Linked DNA regions of Mus musculus: all the other regions are linked to region 2. The links are chromatin loops, found by intact Hi-C in ENCODE. Cell type or tissue: heart. All regions are shown on one strand. Region 1 overlaps Gm30360 (a long non-coding RNA gene). Region 2 holds the start of Gm26995 (a long non-coding RNA gene). Region 3 overlaps Fbxo21 (F-box protein 21).

The links. Hi-C counts contacts between places; a loop is a spot of excess contacts. Peaks named below come from ENCODE experiments on the same cell type or tissue, not always from the same donor. Only the 100,000 strongest peaks of a DNase experiment are listed, where the experiment ranks them.
Region 1: it touches region 2 in a loop (3-fold over the local background); 9 of 42 quality-filtered maps call a loop at or near these places.
Region 3: it touches region 2 in a loop (5-fold over the local background); 6 of 42 quality-filtered maps call a loop at or near these places.

What each region holds. Positions count from the first base shown.
Region 1 is chr5:117,853,198-117,861,197 of GRCm38, reverse strand. Gm30360 (a long non-coding RNA gene) reads left to right here. Exons shown (of 3, transcript XR_387637.3): 3 at 3,570-3,641. Among named protein-coding and RNA genes, the nearest start is that of Nos1, 9.6 kb to the left of the region's middle. In heart, no CTCF peak of the experiment used is centred here; no DNase peak of the experiment used is centred here; H3K27me3 peaks cover 2,072 bases.
Region 2 is chr5:117,934,303-117,942,302 of GRCm38, reverse strand. Nos1 (nitric oxide synthase 1, neuronal) reads right to left here. Exons shown (of 28, transcript NM_008712.3): 20 at 5,691-5,884; 21 at 3,997-4,166. Gm26995 (a long non-coding RNA gene) reads left to right here and starts at 2,716. Exons shown (of 3, transcript XR_387636.4): 1 at 2,716-2,865; 2 at 3,642-3,789; 3 at 3,963-4,469. In heart, CTCF peaks have their summits at 551 (motif pointing right) and 3,915 (motif pointing left); no DNase peak of the experiment used is centred here; H3K4me3 peaks cover 624 bases; H3K27me3 peaks cover 2,577 bases.
Region 3 is chr5:117,997,899-118,005,898 of GRCm38, reverse strand. Fbxo21 (F-box protein 21) reads right to left here. Exons shown (of 12, transcript NM_001346588.1): 10 at 5,371-5,561; 11 at 3,727-3,884. Among named protein-coding and RNA genes, the nearest start is that of Fbxo21, 25 kb to the right of the region's middle. In heart, CTCF peaks have their summits at 1,098 (motif pointing left) and 3,584 (motif pointing right); a DNase peak (open chromatin) is centred at 3,608; H3K27ac peaks cover 198 bases.

The sequences.
Region 1 (8,000 bases), 81 kb after region 2:
CCAGTGTTACACAAGAAAGATTAGAACTGGTGTGTTCTGGACTAAAAAGTCTACCACCTGGAATCTGCCCTCTGGGCATCGGATGAACCCTCACACGAGTGTGTTTCAGAGAACAAGATGGATATCAACAGACCAAAAAGGAAGCCCCCATACATATTATCAGGTGAGAAAATGCATGCATGGTAGATTCTGCACACATAAATACAGTGATCACTCTGGAAGGGGAAGATGCCCATAGCAGATCTTCTAAGGCTCTGCAAATCAGAGGTCAGTGGGCATGCCCTTGTCACCAAACAACATTCCTCATCCTGGGATGCCAGATCACTGAGGCTCTGAACACCGATGTCCTATGTTTTAGATGAACGGTAGTAAGGAAAACAAAACCTAGCCCGTGAGCTTGCATCTGTTTGCACTTTGCACGGCCACAAGGTCGCTCTCAGCTCGGTGCCACAGCCTTGTGGCCGTCTCCCTCCAGTCCTACTTAAAAAACAGATTTCAAGTTCCCAAGTCTTAAAAAGAGCACAAGACACAGCCAACCCCCATACAAACAAAAGGCACCCCCCTCCCCGAAACAGTGCCCCCTTTAAACAATACACCAAACTTCCGTAGTCTCGTTGAGTCACTAATTTGCAGCCTTTAAGGATCCAAACTGAACGGATCTCTTCCCACGCCAGCCAGCCAGAGCCCCAAGCCTGCCACACCCCTGCATGTCAGCAGGGTGTGCTGGCACCCCATACCTTGGGGATCCCAGCGTCTTTGGGTCCTATAGTGAATCCCCAGGTAACCATGGAGCGCCCCCCCCACCCCCCCCCACCCCCGCTTGGCAGCTGCAGTCTGCAGAGGATAACTTGGACTTTCTCAGATGGAATCCACAGCTGGGGAGGAAGAGTTTCAGCTCTGAGTCAGGACTGAACAAGATTGTAGAAGCCTGATCCTAGTGGCCAGGGGGTCCTGGGGATGGAGCCTCTCTCGCATTGTGGCTTGGTACAGACTCTTTTAATATTGGATAATATTGATCCTCAATTGAAACTGTACATGCTTTCTTTGGTGTGGCTACCGAGAATTTGGATGTTTTCCTTCGGATAAACCGTATAGGATGTAAACCACATAGGATGCCAATAAACATACACACAGGAATACACACATGTGTGCATAACACATGCATGCATGCACATATATATATTCATGCATACATATACACACATGCCTAAGGACCTATCAATAAGCCAAGGGAAAGCAAATATGCCCTGTGGTGCTGTGTCAGCCTGGGCCAGTGTTAAGCTGAGGTGGGGCTGATCTGTAAGGATCTATCAGGCTAGCCCTCAGTAGTATTATTATGCTGTTGAACATCAAACGAACCTCTAGAATCCAGTCTGTTTACCCACAGATCAGCACAGCTCTCTGACCTCATCAGAGATGGTTCTTTGTGCAGTGGAGGGGGTTAGTGTGAAACCTGGTCAAAGGGCAGAGATTAAGCGTCCCCAGATGGCTTGGCCACAAGTGGGAGATGCAGGACACTCTCTATGCCCTTCCGGGCTCAGAGAACATCAGAGATGAGGGTGTGGAAGGAATGTAAGAACCAGGGGATGGGGGAAGACTGGAAATGAACTCTGTCTCATGTATAGGACGGGGCTGCTGCACCCGGGACCTTACAGCTGTGGCTGCCTGTACAAGATCGAGCCAGTCAGTAGTCCAGCACTTACTGACAACTGATGGCCTCTGGGTGAGGAAGAATCAGTGTTCTTTAAGGGTGTGGCTCCAGACAGGTTGACCATGCTCCAGGGAATGGCCCAACATCCAGGAGTATGTGGGTAGCGCAAGTTGGAGTCTATGGGTTATTTAAAGAGAGAGGTGGGAGAGGACAGGAATGTGGGGGTGGGTAGGGAGGTGGGGGTTGAGCTGGGTGGAGTTAGGACGAATCCGATCAAAGCACACTGTATGAAGTTTTCAAAGGACAGAAATATTTTTAACAAGTTAGCGAGGAATGACATTCGAGATATATTACTCTGCTAGGCAGTGGTGGCACACACCTTTAATCTCAGCACTCAGAAAGCAGAGGCAGGCGGATCTTTGAGTTCGAGGTCAGCCTGGTCTAGAGAGTGAGTTCTAGGACAGCCAGGGCTACACAGAGAAACCCTGTCTCAAACAACAACAACATCTATTGCTCCATTTAAATGCAATGTGAACCACACACTAACATAGGACAATTACTTATATATCTGATTAATTGTTCACATTTCCATGTGAGTTTGATGTATATCAGTTATTTCTGGAGCAGTTCCCAGGCCCTCGGAATTGGTACTTACTTCCCTGAAAGGTGTAAGAGTTGGGTTGTGAATGGGAACCTTCTTCCTTTTGGGGTATTCTTTTATACTTGGTTATAGATTAACTGTTTTGCTTACTTAATTATTACTTTGATTTCTATTTTCTAAATATCACTTTCCCCAATCGGGACAAGGCCTTTGAAGCCAGGCTGTCTCTGCTCGGCTTTGTGACCGTGGAAACGTACTTAAGGTCTCTGGGTCAGTGTCACCATCTACAGTGTCTGTAGAGACAATGACAGTGCTGGCATGCAACTGTGTGGATGGACAGAGATGAGAGGGTTGATTTCTTTGCTAACGTGCCATAGACTAGGCGGCGTATTTCCCTTTTACTTCCACGGAGCTGAGTCTGACTGTTGTCTGTTTATCTTTCTACTGCGAGTCTTTGGTATGTTGTGCAGGGCACTTGGGTACTGTGGATGGATCCCGATTCCCAGGACAGTGAATGCATATCCCCAAGGCAACAGCTCCTCCTTGGGGTGTAGAAAGAGCCCAGAATCAAGAATGCTGGGATGCCAAGCCTGAGAGATGCAGGAAGAGACATGCAAGCCCCCCAGAACTCGGTGGTACATGTGCACTGTGAAGAAGGAGTAGGAAAGTCAGTCTACCACCCTGGGAGAGCTACAGGGATCTGTCCCCATACTGGAAGAGACAAGGGGAATCACAGCTCTTTCATCACAAAACGCAATTACCAGAGCTAGCTCAGCCACCTGTGTGCTACAGCATCCATCATGATGACAGAAAGTTCCAGAGTTCAGAGTGAGGCCCTTTCTATTGCCTTCCACTCATCCCTCACCCTGGCTGGACCTGCTCACCACTGGGTAGAGGTCAAAGCCAGGAATCTGGAGCCAGAAAGACAAGAACCTGGGACCCAGGTCTACTTTCTGCTAGCCTCAGATTCCTCATCTGTGACATGGGACTGTTGATGGACTCCATCAATAAATTAATTACAGGAGAAAATTAAGTGGGTGTGTGCTCGGGGAGGGAGGGTTACATGGGGCTCATGCGTATCATTCTTGACTGTTACCTTTAGAGTTGCTTTAGGTTTGTCGCCAAGACACACGAAACTCAATGGCCCAGAACTATTCACCAACACCAGGGAACAGAGCCAGCGAGGGAGGCCATCAATTGATGAGTGGATTAAAGAAAAATCTGGAATATGTGTGAATGTCACAGAGTTTGTTTCTTTGTAAAGAATGAAATTACATTTGTAAAGGATGTGAGTTGTTTTGTTTTTGTTTTTTTCAGTGAAGGGGATGGAACTGGAGATCACCAGCAACATTGTTACTGTGTCAAATGAACTAAGCCCGACTCAGAAACACAGGTAAAAGGCTGAAGTCCCCCACGAGTCCAGGCCATCCTGGGTGACCCAGAGAAGCTCTATCAGAAAAGGAAAAAGAGGAGGGGCCACATATTTTCTCTACGTGAAATCTAGACTAAGACATTTTTAGGATGTCAAAGTAGAAAGGGGGCTATGTTGGGAGAGGAAGGAATCAGCAGAAGAGATGGGAATATGGGGTGGCTGTAAGCAAAGCACACTGACTACACACAGAAAACACCCTTTGGACTTTACTCTGACAGTGATGGTGAACCTCGGAGGTACCGTGTGGGCTGAGGTGAGATTCTGATTTTATAAACATTGTTCTGGCTGCTGCTGGCTGGAAGACTGAAGGAAACCCTAGGGTGGCTACCGGAGCCCAGGCAGGAGCCATTTCAGGTACTGGGTGGTCAGCACTGGGTAGTGACAGTCAGGGAGTGAGGCGAAGGGCAGGATGTAGAGAGGAGGAGGAGGAGGAGGAGGAGGAGGAGGAGGAGGAGGAGGAGGAGGAGGAGGAGGGAGGAGGGAGGAGGATGGGGATGGGGGAGGATGGGGATGGGGGAGGGAGGAGGAGGAGGAAGAGAAAGGTGAGTTCTAGAGCCGTGGGGACAGATGGGACAGAAGGCTAAGGGAGAAGGCAGTGTCCTTAGAGGTCTCTTGGCTTCAGTTTGCCGTAGGTGGGGTAGGGAATCTCTTCCTGTAAGAACGCAGGCTGTGTGATAGAAGAAAATTCTAGCAACGAGCAAACATCGTTTGTGGAATTGTGCTTCCCAAGCCCTGATGTACGGTTTAACTGCAGGATTGTGATCAGTCAACAGTGTGTGCTCCCTGACTCCCACTGTTCCGAGTGAGAGCCCATGGGGGATGACAGAAATATCCCTCATTTGGTTTCTTCTCCGGCATTTCCCTTGCCTGGCAGATTGATGTTAAGTCAGTCATCTTAACAGTCGGACTCTCGATTGTCTTGTGAAATGGGAAAGGTACTTTGAGAAGCAGTTCCTGGCGATTTAGAAAAGATCTGAACAGATGAATACTTGTAGAAAATACTTTGTAAACAGTCACGTCAACAGTACGGACACTGTGGGGCCCTACGGCGTGCCCCAAATTGCAGCTGAGTGTTAATCTGAGATTCAGTCAACATCCTCCCTGTCCTGCCTGCCGTGCTTAGATACAACCTGAGGGAGAGAAGCTAGGCCCAGAATGTGGGAAAATCTACTCCTGGAGGGAAACAAGATAAAACTTGTATTTTAAGGTGCTAGAACTGAGCCCCCTAACATCAAAGATCCCTGTAAACACATCATATATCCACAGTGTCCTTAAAGATCTCTGTAAACACATCACTACATCCACAGGGTCCTTAAAGATCCCTGTAAATACATCACTGCATCCACAGGGTCCTTAGAGATCTCTGTAAACACATCACTACATCCCCAGGGTCCTTAAAGATCCCTGTAAATACATCACTGCATCCACAGGGTCCTTAGAGATCTCTGTAAACACACCACTACATCCACAGGGTCCTTAAAGATCCCTGTAAATACATCACTGCATCCACAGGGTCCTTAGAGATCTCTGTAAACACACCACTACATCCACAGGGTCCTTAAAGATCCCTGTAAATACATCACTGCATCCACAGGGTCCTTAGAGATCTCTGTAAACACATCACTACATCCCCAGGGTCCTTAAAGATCCCTGTAAATACATCACTGCATCCACAGGGTCCTTAGAGATCTCTGTAAACACACCACTACATCCACAGGGTCCTTAAAGATCCCTGTAAATACATCACTGCATCCACAGGGTCCTTAGAGATCTCTGTAAACACATCACTACATCCCCAGGGTCCCCTTAGTTAAAGAACTTCAGCAAAGGGAGAATCTGCTAAACAGAAAATACAGCAACAGATGTGGCCGTCTTCCCCTCATGAGGCAGCTATGCCCATAGTAAAAATAAATATAACTGGGTCAAATTTGAGTAAAAGTTTAAGGCTCTCAAGCTGGATAAAATGCACCAGCAGTTGCCCTGTGACAACATGGGTGTGGGGACAAAGTCCCCAGGACAGGAGAATCTAGTCCCAAAGGTAGGTATGGACCCAATACACATCTGCTGTTCCTATGGCTCTCAGAACGAGTCTACTTTTAGCTGAAGAATTTAATAATAGAGTTCACTCTCTTCTTAGAAAGCATCAGCTTGTGTGCTTATATTACTTATTTCTGAATACGTATTCAATTTCCCGAAATATTTTCTACTAAACATAATTAAGTTTTAAACTTAAGACATTACAGTGTTATGAGTGAGTTGTACCAATTCCAAATGTCTTGACTTAGGTATTCTGAACATTTTTATATAGAGACTCTTAATTTTAATTGATTAATTAAGACGAGGGGTTTCATATATCCCAAACTGGCCTCAAATTCAATATATAGCTGAGTATGACTGAGTATGACCCTGAACTTCTGATCCTCTTGCCTCTGTCTTCCAAGTGCTAAGGCTATAGCTGTAAGTCACCAGGCCTGGCTTATGTGCCGGGGATCAAAGCGTGCTAGGCAAGAACTCTACCAACTGAACTACACCTCTAGCAAGATCTTTGCTGAGTAGTCTAATTGGACCTAGAAAAAGAATTCTGAACGACAAGTTAGTATTTATCTCCTCTTTATAAGACTCAAAGACATTAACGCAGGTAACTAAAAGAGCCAGAGACAGCAGTTGGGACATAAGCTGTGTTTGTCTAGACTTGAAGTCTTTGTTTTTTAATCATTTTAAATTAGCACTGCTTGCTTATATCTTAAGCAGCCTGACTGCAGAGGTGAGCTGCAGTCCCAGTAACAGGAAGGTGAGAGAGGCTCGTTGGGCCCTTCACTTCAGCCTTGCTATGGAGCCTGTGGATGTTCTTAGGGCTCAGGGAACACTGGAGTCAGTTTCCTATGCGTTTGCTCAAGGAAAGAGTCTACGTACGGCATTAGAGTTTTCCAAACTTGAAGGGGAGAGATGTACCTGGCTCAAGCTAACAGGTGAGTTCAAGGTCACGGCTGGCAACAGATTTCAGAGTGTTTCTCAGACTGTTGGAGCTAGGAGCAAGCTCAGGGACCCTCAGAGTCACACCAGCCCCCCTCATTTCCTTACACCCCACGAGTCTCAGAATGCCGGCTGCAGATTTCTTCTTCTCCCTACATGCTTCTAGACTATTCTAAATGAGACCAAATAGTTATAAGTCACTTTCCTTCCAGGTGAACCACTCTCAAGTAGACTCTGTATCTTAGGATGGAGAACGGGGTGTTGGAAGAATTCACCAGTGCTGGCAAGGCCGGGCGATTCTAGTTACTTCAGAAAGTAAACGTTTCAAAGATCAGTTCCGTGATTCTGACAGGAGACTACTGGGCAAGGTTGTGAGGGGACCGTGAAGCAGAGCACAGCTTTTTTAAACTGAGGAGGTAAAATGAAAGTAAGGATCGTGGTCTCAGAAACCGCCCCCCCCCCCTACCATCCTCTCATCAACTGCTTTTACTGAGTAACTACTTTGTTACACTCTGACCCACCAAACGAGCTGTGAGGTCGGCCGCTACCTGCAGACAGAGGTCACAGCTCTTGGTTTTATTGTCTTTTCAGTGAGCTGCCCGGCTTGGCACATTTTAGGTACTCAATAACCCAGGAACCGAGTCTACACCATTAGCAGAATCAAACCAGTGAGGTGGTTGAGGACAGGAGAGTCCAGGCTGCCCAGTGTGCGGCAGTTCCAGCAAGAGTTTGCTACAAAGTAGGGACGAGGCAGAAATCCCTTCCCTTCCTTTCAGTAGCTGCGTGACAGAGAAGGAGAACTGCACTTCGCAGCCCCAGGAAACCAATCACAGGTTCAGAAAAAGGAGAGGTGAAAGAGAGATCTATGTGGAGTTTTTGAAACCACCAGAGATGGATGCCATCTGGTGTCCCGCTCCCCAGGGGCTGGTCCACAGGCCGGCATCACCAGTACTGTTTGAGAGCATGTCAGAGGCACACACCCTCAAGCCCCACCAGATTCCCCCCTTCCTTCAGGAGCCTCAGATTCATGTGCACAGGACCACAGGACAGTTCGAGACACCCGAGGCCAGTTTCCCTCCCAATGCCTGGTTCAACTTCAGGCAGTCAGTCCCTCAGAGCCTCCAAGAGAAGACTTCTAGGTAGCCAAGTGCAGTAACATTAGGCTGAACTATACAAAATTGCCGAGTATTCAACAATTCTGTGACCTACAAAGATGACAGTTTCAAATGAAACTTCAATTTCAGCTCAATCTATACCCTGTTCCAAACAAAAGCATTTTTCTGATCTAGGATATGGGAGTTTTCAGAAAAGGCTCTGGCCGGAGTCTACAACCCATAGGTAGG
Region 2 (8,000 bases):
CTTCCTTCCTCTCTCTGTCCCCTCTTACAGTGCCAGTCCTAGTAATCAAATCCAGCCCTCTGCACACTCTACCTTCTAACCATCAAGCTGCACTCCCAGCCCAGTCCCTACCCTTTAATGCCACCCCCTTGTTAAGTGACACGTCAAATCTAACTGAGGGAGTTTAATTTTGATATGAGAACTCTAGGGGCCATAGACACTCAGTCTGCAGCAGCAGCTGTCTATCATTATCCCATCTCTCAGATTAGGCCATTGAGGCCTGGAGGCCCAGTCAGCTAGGACAAGGCTTTGCATCTGAGCTGGGGAGGGTAAACTTTAGCCAGTACAACAATCCCTGATGGCCATATGCGTTGTGTGACCTGTGAGGAAAAGATAGTTTTTATAATTTTAAAAGGTTTGTTTTAAATTATGTGTCTCTGTGTGTGTCTGTGTGTGTGTGTGTGTGTCTTGCCTCTGTGTGTCTTGTATCTGTGTCTGCATGTGTGTCCGTGTCTGCGTCTTGTGTCATGTGTATCTATGTGTGTGATGTCTTGCAGAGGCCAGAAGAGGGCGCAAGAGTCCTGGAGCTAGAATTACAGATGGTTGGGACTCCCCTGATGGGGATGCTGAGAAGTGTATTCCAGACTTTGCAGGGACAGCAAGCTCTCTTAACCACTGAGTCACCTCTCCAGGCCCTAAGAATGGTGTTTTTATTGGTCTCTATTTCCAGGACTGAGCTGCACTGGCCCCCATTTGCTGGAGGCTGTGTTACTGACTTCTCTTGCTTGCTGAGTCTCTGACCAGAAGTGACATAAAGGAAAGTGGGTTGCTTTCAGTTTATACTTCAAGGAGATACAGGCAATCATGGTGGACAGGCAGCTGCAGGAATGTGAGACAGCCATCCCAGCGCACACATGAACACCAGGAATGAACAGGGATGTGCGGCTGGGTTATGAGACCTCAAGGCCCAGCCCTAATACCTCCTTCTTCCAGGGGGGCCATGCCTATTAAAAGTGCCATGAGGGGCTGGAGAGATGCCTCAGTGGTTAAGAGCACTGATTGCTCTTCAAGAGGTCCTGAGTTCAATTCCCATCAACCACATGGTATCTCACAACCATCTGTAATAAGATCTGATGCCCTCTTCTAGTGTGTCTGAAGACAGCTACAGTGTATTAAAATAAATAAATAAATCTTAAAAAAAAAGTGCCATGACCTCAAATAGGGGACCAAGTGTTCAAACTGCAGGAGTCTGGGGGTGGGGAGACAGTGCATATTCAAAGATTTATTTTTATTAGTTTAAATTCTATACAGGTGTGCATGTTTCTCCAGGCAAGTATGTGCACTTGACTGTAGGAGCCAGCAGAGGCCAGAATCCCCAATCTCCCCAGAGCTGGAGTTAACAGAGGGTTGTGAGCCGTCTGATGTGGGTGCTGGGTACCAAACTCAGGTCCTCTGGAAGAGCAGCAAGTTCTCTTAACTATGGAACCAACTCTCCAGCCCTCTATTTCTCATTCAGAGCACAACAGAGGTTTCATGACCAAGAGTCTCTAGTGTAGGACTCTGAACGGACATGCACCTAAAACTGACTTTCTCCGGGCAGTGACTGCCACTTGAAATGGCGTTTGGCAGGCAGCCGTGCTGTTGCTGGGTATAGATTCCTGCAGAATGTGCAAACTTGAGATACACGTCAAGGTGATCCCTTCTAGGGGACCATGACTTTGGCTCTAGGAATCCCCCAAGGACCTTGGCAAATTTTTCAGAAACCACATCGCAAGCTGGAAAATGTTCACCTGACCAACCCTCCCTTTCTTTCTCTTCTCTGGGGTCAGCTGTATTTTGCAATCTGACTATTTTCTCCCAGCCCCCTCTGTCACCTGGCCCATTTTCTCTCTCACAGGTGTCTCTGAGAATAGTAATTTTAAAAATTCCATTTGTAGAGGCTGGAGAGATGGCTCAGCAGTTGAGAGCACTGACTGCTCTACCAGAAGTCCTGAGTTCAATTCCCAGCAACCACATGGTGGCTTACAACCATCTGTAATAGGATCTGATGCCCCCTTCTGGTGTGTCTCAAGACCCCTACAGTGTACTCCTATATATAAAATAAATCTTTAAAAAAAAATTCTGGGCTGGAGAGATGGCTCAGTGGTTAAGAGCACCGACTGCTCTTCTGAAGGTTCTGAGTTCAAATCACAGCAACCACATGGTGGTTCACAACCATCTGCAATGAGATCTGACACCCTCTTCTGGTGTGTCTGAAGACAGCTACAGTGTACTTATATATAATAATAAATAAATCTTTGGCCCAGAGCAAGCAGGGCCAGAGTGAGCAGAGGTCCTGAGTTCAATTCCCAGCAACCACATGATGGCTCACAACCATCTGTACAGCTACAGTGTACTCATATACATAAAATAAATAAATAAGTCTTTAAAAAAATTCCATTCATTTATCCTGTCTGGTGACTTTGTGCTTTCAGGAAGAAACGGACTTCATATGAAACTCTTTCTCTCTCTCAAAGAATATTATGCAAAATGTTCCTTCTTCATACCCACCCCCACCAACGCTAATCACAAGTTTCTCGTTTAAATTATACATATTCTAAATGTTATAAAATCCCGCTAGGCTTCGGATGCAATGACGGCCCCCCGCTCTCCCAAGACCATCTGTCTCTAGCGCCCCACTTCAGAGTCCCAGCTGGCTTCTGGTGTTTACTTTCACATTTCTTGATAATATGCACTTGCTAATGAGCCTCTCCTTTGCTCCTCCCCCAGTCCCTCTTCCTGGATAGCAAAAGGTACAGCCTCTACTGGGGGCTTGTTTCCTAGGAAGGAGATGTCCCCACCCCCGGGGGTGGGGAGAAGGCTGTGTTTGGTGGTCCCTCTGAGCAGGTAAGTGTATTTTAAATTATGTAAGTTTTAAAATTTTAGATTTATTTTATGTGTCTGAATGATTTGCTTGAATGCATGTATGTATGTATGTACACCATGCGTGTGCCTTCCAGAGGTCGGAAGAAGTAGTCTGATTCTCTGGAACTGGAGTTGTGAGCGGCCATGTGGGTACTGGGAATAAAATGTTGGTCCTCGGGTCCTCTGCGAGAGCAGCCAATGCTCAAACTGCAGAGACATCCTTCCAGCCTATATTTTTATTCTTTGTGTATTATTTTGTGTGTGTGTGTGTGTACACATGTGCACAGAAGTTAGAGGACAATTTCCACGAGTAGGTTGTCCTTCCACTATCCATTTGGGTCCCGAACTAAACTCAGGTTGTCAGAATTGACAGCGGGTACCTTTATACTCCAAGCCACCTTGCCAACCCTGTTTTTTTTTTTTTTTTTTTTTTAAAAGTCATTGAACTCTCTATGTAGTTGAAGATGCCCTCAAACTCACGATCCTCCTGCCTCCACGTCTTAAGTCCTGGAATGACAGGCATGTACCGCCAAGTCTTGTTTATGTTACCAGGGATCAAACCCAGGGCTTCCTGTGTGCTACGCAAGAGCTCTACTTAGTGAGCCACATCTTCAGCCCTAGATACTGTTCTGAGCAAGGCCAGGCAACAACTTGGGGCGGGCACGTTCAACAACTTGGGGTCTAAGCAAGGGTCGTAAAGCTAATGAGTTCATCTAAGTGTTACAGGTCTTTCATCTAGCCGTCATTTTTTTTTTTAGTGGCTACTCTGCACCAGAAAAACACCCTTGTTACCACACGGGAAGCAACCCGCGGCCTGTAAACCTGCTGTGAGAGTCTCTGCTCCCTTTTCTTTCATGCATTGGTTCAGGTGGTACGGACAAGAGCTAAAAACCACATAGGAAAGTGGTAAGAGTTACTACAGCGGTGGGGACAGACGTGTATAGTGGTGACCATAGAGCGGGCGGGGAGACAGAGCTGATGTGACGACCAAATGCAAATGAGGACACGCCCCCTTGCTCAAGACTGCCACCTGCTGTGAACAGTTGGAAAAGCATTTTTTTGTGCGTCCCCAATCCCAGGCCTCGCAGGGCTGGCTCTCCAGGACCTACCCACCTTGCTGAGGACCAGCAGCCGCTGCTTCTCTTTCTCATTGGTGGCCAGGGAGGCGAACTGCTGCAGCTGCAGGGGCGTGGGCGGCGTGGTGATGTCCAGGTAGTACTTGAAGGCCTGGAAGATGGTGCAGGGTGGGAGGCGAGATTCATCCTTCCAATTACTGATGACACCTGGGGAGGCACAGCGGGGATGAGGTTTCCTCCAGTCACTTAAGTCCTCACCACGGTCATCACTCCGAGTGAGGAAAAGGAAGCACAGAGAGGTTATGGAATCTGTCCGAGGCCACACAGCTTTTGCGAGTGCGCGCGCGTGCATGTGTGTGTTTGTGTGTGTGCGCGCGCAAACATTCTGGTCTCACACTTTGCTCTAACTACACTGTGCCCTTGGCTCTCCATGTCCACAACTTCTGCATTTCAGAGCATTTGAGAGGAACGAAATCAATGGAAAGAAAAAGTAATCTCGTCTCTATCAAACTGTACAGACATTTTTTTTTCTTGTTACTATCCCTAAACACTACAGTATAGCAACTATTTATAGTATTTACATTACATTGGGTAAGCCATCTAGAGAGGATTTAAAGCATCCAGGAAGAGTCACAGAAGTGCTAGGTAAATGCAACAATGTATATAAGTGTTATGTGAACACAAGGCCTTTCCTGTAAGGGACTTGGGCATGTATGGATTCTGGTATCTGCTAGGGGTCCTGGTACGCTTCTTCCAAGATGGAAGGCTATTCTGCCTCTATGTCCCTTCTAAACATGCACCTCTGCCCCCTCATTATCATGGATGACAAAAGAATTTCCATAAGATGCCATGGAACTCCTGGTCTAACATGAGAACTCTGTGGGGTTGGGTTGGGTTCACTAAGGGAGGGGCATGTCTCTTCACAGTGGCTCCTTCCAAGAGGGTTGGCAGGAGGACCTTGACAGATGGCATGCCATTTCCACATTCTAGTTAGCTCCCCTATCAAGGTGACAGTCATGGTGTCACGGGCTATCAGGTGTGGCCACCACGGCTCCTTGTATTGGAGCCTGGAACCCACCCATGTCTATGAGGGGAAGGGGAAGCTTGTAGACCCATCATCGGCTTTGAAGGTTCTTCAAACCAGGTGTGGTGGTGTGTATCTGTGGTCCTAGCACTTAGGAGGGTGAGGCAGGAGGATTGGAAGTTGGAAGTCAGCCTGGTCTACATAGAATAAAGGAAAGAAAGGGAGAAGTGGGGAGAAGAGGGAAGGAGAACATGGGAGAAAGAAGGGAGGGAGAGGGGGAAAGAGAGAAGGGGGGAGAAGTGGGAGAGAGAAGGAGGAGAGGGAAGAGGGGAAGGGGAAGGGGGAGGGAGAAGAGGGGAGAAGGAAGGAGAAGGGGAAGGAGAAGGGGGAGGGAGAAGGGGAGAGAGAAGTGGGAGAGAGAAAGGGAAGGGAGAAGGGGGAAGAAAGAAGGAAAGAGGGGGAAGGGGGAGGGAAAAGGGGAGGGAGATAAAGAACAGATGCAAGGAGGGGAAGGAGGAAGAGAAGGGAAGAAGGGTAAAGAAAGAAGGAGGGGACGGAGGGAAGGAGGCTACCGCTGACACATTTATTGGCTAGAGTGAGGTAGGAAGTCCTTCGGGATAGGCCAATCACACCCTGGCAGCGGCTCTGCCCACTTGGGAGGCCGAGGCCCTCCTATCCTTTCTAGGAGGTGCAGCTAGAAGCCTTACCCAGAGCCGTGTTCCTTTCCTCCAGCATTTCCACCTTCACCACGTGGTTGGCAGGCGGCGCGTCCTCCAGCCGTTCAATGAGTGCATTCACGAGGTCCTCATGGTTGCCAGGGAAGACACCCAGGTGGTCCCCTGGCTGGTACTGCAACTCCTGATTCCCGTTGGTGTGGAGACGCACGAAGATGGTCGATCGGCTGCAGGAAACAAGGGAGTGGGTGTCGTGGGACAAAGACCAGCACTCTGTCTCCCCTTTGCCCCTGGTCTGTCTCTCTAGGCTGCAGAGCTCTCCTTCCATGCTCCCCGGCTCTGGTCTGCTGAGATTCATGCCCAGCACTCCCCCCATAGCTTCTGCCAAGCTCCTCCAGTCAGCTCTCCATCATGGAACCAACTGCCAGGTCCTGGGCCAGGGACATCACACTTGTGATGGCTCACCTCCTTTCTTGGGGCTGGTCCCCAAGTTCTCATGGCCTCTCTGGTGTTCCCAGCTCAGTCTTCCATGCTGGTCCCTTCTCATTTCCCAAGCCCCGATCCCAGCCACAACCTGCTGAGATGTATCCATCCCCCATAATTTTCTGCCTCTTCTCCACTTTCCTCCATTACAGAATCCTTTACTTTACTTCTGTGGCTAGTGATGTATTCTAGGATAATAGGAACACGGTGACGCAGGGCATTTATCTACTATGGCTGTGGCTTTATCCCCATTGACAGTGGCTGGCACATAGTATGTCCTGAGTCCTTGCTGAAGGAAGGCACTTCAGGGTTCCCAGGTAACTAGTTGCTAGCTGCCATGTCCTTTGTATCCATCAGAGTTCTCCCAGGAACCAGTCACTCACTATAGCTATAGGTGGGATGCCTCTGATTTATAAAGCTCTACTTATCACTTCTCATAGAACACCATGCTCTCTTAATTATTTTATGTGTGTGTGTGCATAGTCATGACAGTGTCATGTGCTTGCCATGGCACATGGGTGGGGGACAGCTTAAGTGGCTCGGTTCTTTGTTTCTGCTTTGTTGGTCTCAGGGATTGAACTCAGGCTGTCAGGCTTGGCAGCAAGTACCTTTACCCACTGAGCCCTCTCGCTGGCCCTCTGCTCTCTTTTATGAGCAAGGTCCATTTGTAGGAGAAGGAAGGGCCAGCCAGAGACTCGGGGACTTTCATGCATAGATGCATCAGTAAGAGTGAGGGACTCTAGGGAGAAACCATGTACGGGGCCACACCTGCTTGAGTTTGTGTGGTTCACGTTCAGGAGGCCCACGTGAACCAGTTGCTTCAAGAGCAAAGTCTTGGGGCCAGAGCGATGGCTCAGTGGTTAAGTGCACTGGCTGTTCTAGGTTTGGTTCCCAGCATCCACATGATGGCTCACGGCTACCTTCAACTCCAGTTCCAGGGGGCTGCTCAATTCTGACCTCCAGTTCTATGTGAGTGATGCACAGACGTACGTGCAGGTTCACCACTTGTATGCGTGAGTAAATCCTATTTGTTTTTAAAGAGTGAATTTTTGGCCAGGTGTAGTGATGTACGCCTTTAATCCCAGCACTCAGGAGGCAGAGGCAGGCAGATCTCTGTGAACTTGAGTCCAAACTGGCCTCAACAGAGTTCCAGAATAGCTAAGGCTACATAGGAACATCCTATCCCCCTCCCCCGCCCCCAAAGCTTTTTTTTTTTTTTTTTTTTTTTTGCTGGTTCTCAGCAGAGGTCTTTAAATCTATAGTCACTGAGTAGGCTAAGACAGGAGTATTGCGAGTTTGAGGTGTGTCAGCTCCTGAGTTCAAGACCAGCCTGAGCAGGCTTGTGGGATCCTGTCTCATAATACAAAAGCAAAATAAAAAGGGGCTGGAGCTGGAGCCGCAGCCCTTACCTGCTAGGTCCCAGGCAGTCCTTATATCCAGAGATGAGCTCAATCTGCACTACAGGTGAAACCAGTTCCCATCTCTCCAAAGCAATCCTTTTTCTCTGGCAGGAAGACATACAGACTACTCGAGCCCTAACACTACCCAGCACGTGGGAGTCTCTGGGTTCACTCGCTAGCACCACCAAAGAATGAAAAAGATCACACCTAGTCCATAAGTAAGATATTTAAAGTGGGATTATTTTGGTCCATTAAAAAGTTTTAAGGCAGCTGGGTGGTGGTGGCGCACGCCTTTAATCCCAGCACTCGGGAGGCAGAGGCAGGCGGATTTTTGAGTTCGAGGCCAGCCTGGTCTACAGAGTGAGTTCCAGGACAGCCAGGGAAACCCTGTCTCGAAAAACAAAAACAAAAAACAAAACAAAAAAAATGTTTTAAGGCTGGGGCTGGAGAGATGGCTCAC
Region 3 (8,000 bases), 64 kb before region 2:
AGGAACTGAACCTGGGCTTGTGCTCGCTAGGTGAGTGCTCTACCCCCAGGCTGCCCAGCCTGATGTTATGTTTACTCTGAGACTAAGGTGCCCAGGCTGGCTTCACACTAATGCTCCTCCTGCCTCCCAAGTGTGGGGATCACAGCTGTTCACCCCTAAGCACAGAGCCTACAACAAGCATCTCCCAGGAGAGAAGACAGCAAGCAGGACAGAGGCCATGCATCTGGAGGTAACCTGTCACCTGATATGCTTCTAAGCAGCACAACGCTGCGGCTCTCGGGAGAAACGTGTTTCCTTAAACTCCATGGACAGGCGCGCAAGAGACACCACAGGAGCCCTCTATGGGCGCCTAGCCTGGCCCCGCCCTCTCTGGGGGACAGCGGCCAGCACATCCTGCACACCCTGGAGTCTAGTACTCAACTTGCCATCTATACCAAATGCACAGTACGCATTTATCTCCACTCCACTGTTTGAACAGAGGCCACAGACCTCTCTCGGTACTAAGTGTGGATGTCTCTAGTCAAAGGGTTGTGGGGTGGAGCCACCAGAAGAGTGAACGCTTGATATTTTATCCCTAAAAGACAATGCCAGGCCACTGAAATGACTCAGCGGGCAAAGGCACTTGTAGACACCCTAAGACCTCAGTTTGCCCCCCAGGACCCATACAGTGGGGGGAGCCGACTCCCACAAGCCCCCTTCTCATCTCTTCCTGCATGCCACAGTCTGTGCCCACCTCACCACACAGAATCTAAACAAGAGAAGGCCAAATGGCCCCGAACATAACCAACTGTCACTTTATACCCCTCACTCCCACTTCGGGGGTCCTCACCCTGGCACCACACGTGCCAGCAGGAGTGGACGGTGTGAGGCTGCAGTGGAAGAGCAGCCTAGGAAATGTCAGGAGCTATGGAAGGACCTGCCATCCAGCTACGGCTCCTGCGCTCAAAGCCTCACCAAGGGCCCTTAGGTAACAGATGAGACATCGCCTGCCTGCCTGGGGGGGACCATCCCCATTCCCCACCCCCCCAGAAAGGCACACCTCCATAGAGTGAAGGACAGGAGCCAACAGAGTGTGTGCAGTGCTCCCCCTGGTGGCAGCAGGGGGTCTGCCACGCATGCTTTGGAGGGCTAAGGACTAGAAAGTCATTTCGCTACTCAGGAAACTAGACTCACTGACAATTAGATCTGAACTAAAACACACAATACAAATGAACTAACGCAGAGACGCTCAAAGGGAAGCTGAAGGGAGCAGTTTCAAAATGTAGGGCGCTGGCTACTGAGAGCCCAGTGGGTAGGGCCCAAGTCGGGCTTCAGCATCTGTGTGGGCGGCTCACACCCCCAATCACTCCAGCTCCAAAGGACCAACACCTCTTGTCTCTGCAGGCATTGCACTAACCATTCCCCCACCCCCCCACAGGCACATAATTTAAAGCAAAATAAAGTCTTTTAAAACATGTTGCTGCTCAGACCATTGAGTTGGCTCGGTGGGTAAAAGCACGAGCTGTGTACACAGGACCCACACAAAGGGGGAGGAGAGCCAGCTCCTTAACGCTGGCTCAGCCTCCAGCACATGCTTGGGATGTGTGTACACCCCATGCTCATGGCATGTGTGTACGCGCGCACGCACACACACACACACACACACACAAAAACAGTAATTTTCTCTAAAAAAAATTTAAAATCTAGCAAGGTCTCCATCCTATGGCCATGGGCTGTGAGCACCCAACTGTCCTCAGAGACCATGACACACTGGAGTAAGAAGCAGGCTCCTGGCGGGGAGCGGGGGTGGGGAGCGGCCCAGGGAGAAGCCTCTCCTGTCACTGAGCAGATGCAGCAGGCACGCCTGCCTCAAGCACATTACTCCTGCGTCAGCCTGGACCAAGTGCTAGGGCAAACCGCAGTGTCGTAGGTCTCTGGGGAATGACACTCACAGGACACAGTATGACTCCCTGCTAATGACAGAAGCCGAGTTACCTAGGGTCAAACCCAACACCACCTGGTGTGGGCCATGATCCCCGCTCCTCTGGGTGGGGTGGCCTGTGGGGTAGTGATGGCCATGCAGTCAGGCCTCAGACTTCACTGCCAGGTCACAGAGAAAGCAGAGGTAAAGAGACAGTGAGCCAAGCTAGAAGGTCAGACAGCCTGGGCAACCAATGCCTAGATGCCTAAAACAAAAAAAAAATTCAAGTCCTGGTGCAGCAGAGATTGAAGAGAGAAGCTGTGCTATAATGCCAGGCTCTGCAGAGGGAGGGAGCCATAGCGGAACTACGTGGCTGAGCCTGTCACACTGTGCAGGGCTGCCCTGTGACCACTGGGCAATGAGGAAGCTGATGGAACATGGGCTGTTAGCCATGTGGTTTAGTGCTGCTGCAGCTCTAGTTAGCTGCGAAGCAGGATTCTATAACGCTCCTACGATCGCTGGCAAAAAGTCCACATCCCTGTTCAGTGACAAACACATCCAGATGAGGAGCCCGCTGGCAGCAAACAGCACCGTGCGGAGTGTGTCGGCAGGCGCAGGCAGGGTGGAATGTGAGCAGACACTTAGGATCATGGGGTAGAGAACCCAGGCTGGAAGCCCAGCACATAAATCAACAGTTCACAGGTCGCAGGGACAGGTTAGCCCAGGAAGGTGAGTGATGCCTGAGTGTGGCTACAGGAAGAGTCCCTTGCCACCCCTGCACCCCACAGCCAGCAATAGCAGCCCTTGGGAGAGGCCACACTCTGGGCTGACAGGAAGGCCACTGGAAACCAACACAATTACAGGCACTTGCCACTGTGTGGCACTGGGTCAGTGGGCCACACACTTCCTTTTTCCGTAGACTGCTGGCTTGAGCTATTCAGAACATCTAAAGTTCAGTCCTCGGTTTATCAAGTGCATCAGGCAAATGATCTAAGACTAAATGAACTGTTTCTAGAAACTTCCATGCTCTATGTAAAGATGTCACACCTACTGTGTATACGTGGACAACTGATGTGCCTGGTGCTGCCATGCCCATAAGCTTTCTGAGGACAGAAAGTCTCCCTCACCAGTCACCCAACAGAGCCTGGAGAGTTTGAACTGGACTCAGCTTCAAAAGCTGTGGGAGCCTGCAGAACATCCAGGGAGCATGGCGGCACCGTCGCCTTACCCAGAGACCCATCGTGCTGTGACTGCAGGGTCCTCCTAGCCTCCACACGACATGGTCACATATGTGGGAACTATTCCTGCCTTCTGAAACCTTGCCACTTGAGCCCTCGGTATTTTCAGCTTTAGTGTGGGTAGAGCAAGCCTGACGGTTCAGGCCAGAGCCCATCGCCAAGCTCCTGCTTCACATCCTTCTGGGCAGGGCAAAGTGGAAGTGGCCTCCATAAGCTCCAGCCAGCTCTGCATGAGAGAGGCTGAGCCTGCATCCCAGGCTGACTTGGTACCCATGAGTACATCTGTCCATCGTTCACGTCCCCTCTAATTAATACAATCTTGTGCATCTTCCTGGTCAGAAAGCACACCAGGCTCACAAGGTAGTCTCCGCTCTGGCTCTTCAGCTCCACCTATCCCCGGCTTAGGACTTCCTGGGGTCGCCAACACACAGGGATGGTGAAAGGGACTGCACTTCCCACCTGTGGCCACACGAGGGCGGCTTTGGGCCAGTATTAGAAGCCAGGCGGGGAGATATGGCAGTTAGGAGTCTGGCTGGTGTGGACCACATGGTCAGGCAGAGGCCAGTGCAGGTCCAGCGAGTGCCTTACCTTGGGCTGCATATCTGCAGGAGCCATCCTCCACCAGGACGTTGTAGAAGGGCTGATGGTGGCCATGAGGCAGGCTGTGCACATTCATGTTTCGGATCCACTCATGCCCCATCATGCACGTAGGGTCCCAGCCGTAGATCACACAGTTGTAGCCGTACCTGTGGAGCAGGGGAAGATGGCCAGTGAGTTCCTAGGGAGCCCGGCTAGGGCTCTCACACCTTCTGTCCATTCCCTGCTTTTACCCTGTGTCGAGTCCCTCGGACACCCTGTCCCTCTTACAAACCCTCACTGTCAACAAAGCACATCACTGGAAAAGAATAACCTGTTGTTATTGCTGTTTGATTTTTGTAGACGGTTCTCACTGTGCAGCTCTGGTTGTCCTGGAACTATGTAGATCAGGCTGGCTTCAAACTCATGGAGCTCAGCCTGCCTGACCCTTGAATACTGGGATTAAAGATGTACACTGCCATACCTAGCTTAAGAAACTTTTGAACAGCCATGCAGCAGTGGTGCACGCCTTTAATCCCAGCACTCGGGAGGCAAAGGCAGGTGGATTTCTGAGTTCGAGGCCAGCCTGGTCTACAAAGTGAGTTCCAGGACAGCCAGGGCTATACAGAGAAACCCTGTCTCGAACCCCTCCCCTGGCAAAAAGAAACTTTTGAGCATAGTGAGAGACACACAGAAAAGTGTCGGTCGGTGTCAAAGGCGACAGGATGGGGGCTAGGCTGCAGATATCATGGATAGTCACTGCAGACTAAAACAGACTTCCAGAGGCACAGCAGCTAACTATCACATGACTTGAGATCCAAGAAGGACAGAAGCAGATGACAGTAAGGCCAAGTGAACAGAGGACCATAAACAAACTACCATGCAAAAAACCTCCATGACCCACCCAGCTTTGGAGGAAGTCAGGCAACTGCTTTCTGCATGTGGTCAGATGTAGGTACGTGAGTGAGTAGTGGCGCCCTCCCTCTCCTTCACAAAGTCCCAGAGTGGCTAGGCTGAATGTATGCAGCATTAGCGCCTTTAGTCCAGACCCGAGGAGGAAGAGGAAGAGGAGGAAGAGGAGGGTGTGGTGCTCCAGGGTACCAGGAGCTTCAGCTGCCTCGTGTCCCCTCCTATCCACTTATGTACCTTTGCAACTTTCCGTTCACTAAATGAACAGAAACCATAGCCCCTACCAGGGAAATCACTGACCGCTCATCCTCACAGGCAATGGAGGGGTGGGGAAGGAAGGAAGCCTGTGTGGCACGAGACAGAGCTGTCTTTGCCAGTGAGGGAGTCCTGCAGACCAAGTGTCACCTGCTGCACTTGCATTGCAGGGCATGCTGTGGGGATAGTCACTCACAGCTCATAGGCTACTTGTGGGACTTGAACCCACACTACCACTCTCGAGTTAAACTGCAATGATACACAGATGTGTACCCAACTGCAACCCTGATCGATCGGGGCTGGCAGGGGAAGAAGGGAGAAGCAGGAGAGGGCCTGGGGCTGCAGCCCAGCAACCTATACAAAGTCTTAGTGCAGTCAAGAGTCCATGTGAGACATGATTCTTCAGCCAGAAGCAGGGTGCTCTGTGAAATGACCTGAGTTCCTGGGGGGAGGGGGGGTGGCCACAGAGGCCGTGGGCAGGCACTCACTCACCTCTTATGCTTCATCACAAGCCCGATGGAGTAGCAGACATCCCTGTGCTTCTCCTCGGAGCGCAGCTTCACCTCCACGCCCACCTCCTCCTTCTTACGCTCAATGTGCTCTAAGGTATGCTGCACGAGATAGCCCACCGCCCCGTGCTGCCCGGGGTCCAGGGTCTGGATGTGCTGGAGGATGTCAAGCACCTTCAAGACAAGACAGAAAGACTAGGAGATAATATTTTCGCCAGGCCTTTTCTTTTCCGAAGCGTGGGATCGACACCTACCCACGTAGCCTGACAAAGACTGGCATGCCACTTGTGGACCAGGATTCTTGTGGGCCAAACATTCTTGGTTAGCACAAGAGCTGAGGAAGGCCCACTTCTTTTTTCTTTTTTTTTTTTTTTTTTTTAAAGTACAGAAACCATTCCATCCTGTCATTCTTGCTTTAAGAGGAGAAAATTCCGAGACCCCTTAGCCAAGGCAAAAGACGCTTGGCAGAACTATCCTGGGGCTGGATGGGTCTCTCCTAAGCTGATGTCATTGGAGGGAAGGGCCAGGCTCAGCAAGCTTCCAGAAGGCAGCCACCTGTGCAGAGCTGAGGCTGGCAACAGGGCTGACCCCGACACTGTCTGTCTGCTGCGCTCAGCAGCCCCACTCGAGAGTCAGGCAACGTGCGAAGTGTGTGCATACACACTGACACTGGAACCCATGCACTGCGGTGCTGGAGCACACACTGGTCTCTGACAAGCCTGTCCTTCCAGTCTACTGAGCCCAAGCTGCTTAATGAGACATCTCAGCGCTAGGCGCAGCCCCACCCACCTTCCGGCTGCTTCCCTCTCCAGCCGCTTCCTGCCACACTGACAGCCATATCCACAAAGCCTTAGCAACTTTTCTGAAGCCAACCTCGCTTTCCAAGCAATACCAAGGGCTCCTGGTATTTCCTGGGGACCAACTGGAGGTTTCTGTAGGGCACCACATGGCACAGCCGCCACTGATTTGGCTCAGTAAGTTGAAATGCTGGCCTGAGGTCAGAGGGTTAACAAAGATGTGGCCCTGGGTATGACCTCAGTCCAAGGTTCCAACCACCATTGTGGCAGGAGAATCCGATAGAAGCATCTTAATTACTGTGATGCAACTTAACATAAGCAACAGGCGGAGTGCCAGGACTTCAAACATTCCAAAGCCAGCCCCCAACCTCATACCACCTCCAGGAGGGGGCTCTAAGGTGGGGATGCTCCCCGCATTTGTCCTTTGTAGCTGAGAGCATCCCATCTGACAATGGGCCTCTGTGGATTCTGCCAGAACAATGGCCGTCCTTGTGTGTGCGCCTGCCAGTGAGGCAGCTCTGCTACTGTGCACACAAGCCCCTTATTGCCCAGAGGCCACCCAACAGACCTGCGACACAGCCAGACATGGACTTCTCAGGGCACAGAGGTGGCCCACATTTAGACGCTAAGACAGAAGATACTGGTTCCTTGCAGATGTGTGAAGTTGAGGGGAGGGGACATGGAGAAGGAAATGTGACTTGGACCTGGTGTGGTCACAAAGATAGTGCTGACAGTGGGCATGGTGACCAAAAGCAATGCTGCCGGCCCCAGCTGGATGTAATGACGTGTATCTTTAATCCCAACACTGGGAAGTAGATCGCGAGTCAGTGTGGGCTATACACTATAACCCTGCCTCAGAGACAAAAATAACAAACCATGTCCCATCCAAATAAAAACCAAAAGTCCCCACACTCAGGGAGAGAGCTGGAGGGATGTCCTCTTGCCCAGGGATGTTCCTGTACACTGCTACTCCTCGGGTCACAGCAGCACAGCACATCTGTGGCCAGGCCCTACAGATGGCAGCTCCAAGCTCACCAGTCCCTAACCTGTGTGCATGAGTCCTGCCTGACCACGAAGCCTCACTCTGCACTCTTGGCTCCCCTGGCTTACTTGTCTGTTGGATTTCCTGCTGGGGCTGCAGTTGGGCATGGCAGGAGCCCTTGACGAAGGTCAAAGGTCGCAGAATGCTGCTTGCCATGGGTGGTCCCAGGCCAGCTCTACACACCCTGCCTTGGCACTCTCTCCTAGCCCAAGCAGCCTATGCCCTAAACACCCACTTCTAGAGCAGCATGTTGGTTGGTCCCATGTTGGGACCTCTGTAAGTGCTGGAAGTCTCCTCCTCTTACGCCCAAGGGAAGCACAGTCACCTAACCACTCCCCATAGGAATTTCTCTGGGCAGCTGCCACAGGCCAGGACCAGTGCTGTAGACAGAGTGACTAGTGAGGAGCGGTGCATCCCGGGTCCTAGAACGTGGTCCAGGGTGGAGAGGGAGGTTGTAGCAGCAATGGAGCGGGTCAGCAGAGGGGAATGCCGCACGAACATGGTAGACACACCAGTGCAGCAGAGCACCAGGGCAGAGAAGCAGGACACAGAAGGTCAGGCAGGTGGGCAGGAGCACAGAGACCTGGGAGAAAAGCACCCAAAGGCAGCAAGGAGCCACTCAGGGACCAGTCTTTTCTGCTGAAATCCTGACTCCTGTGGACATGACAGGAAGGCCAGTGGGCCAGGCCCTCCCCTGCCCTGCTCAGGTGTGACTGAAGGAGGCACTGAAGGAAGCTCCTGGGACTGTACACTGGGTAGAGAAAGTCTAAAGAG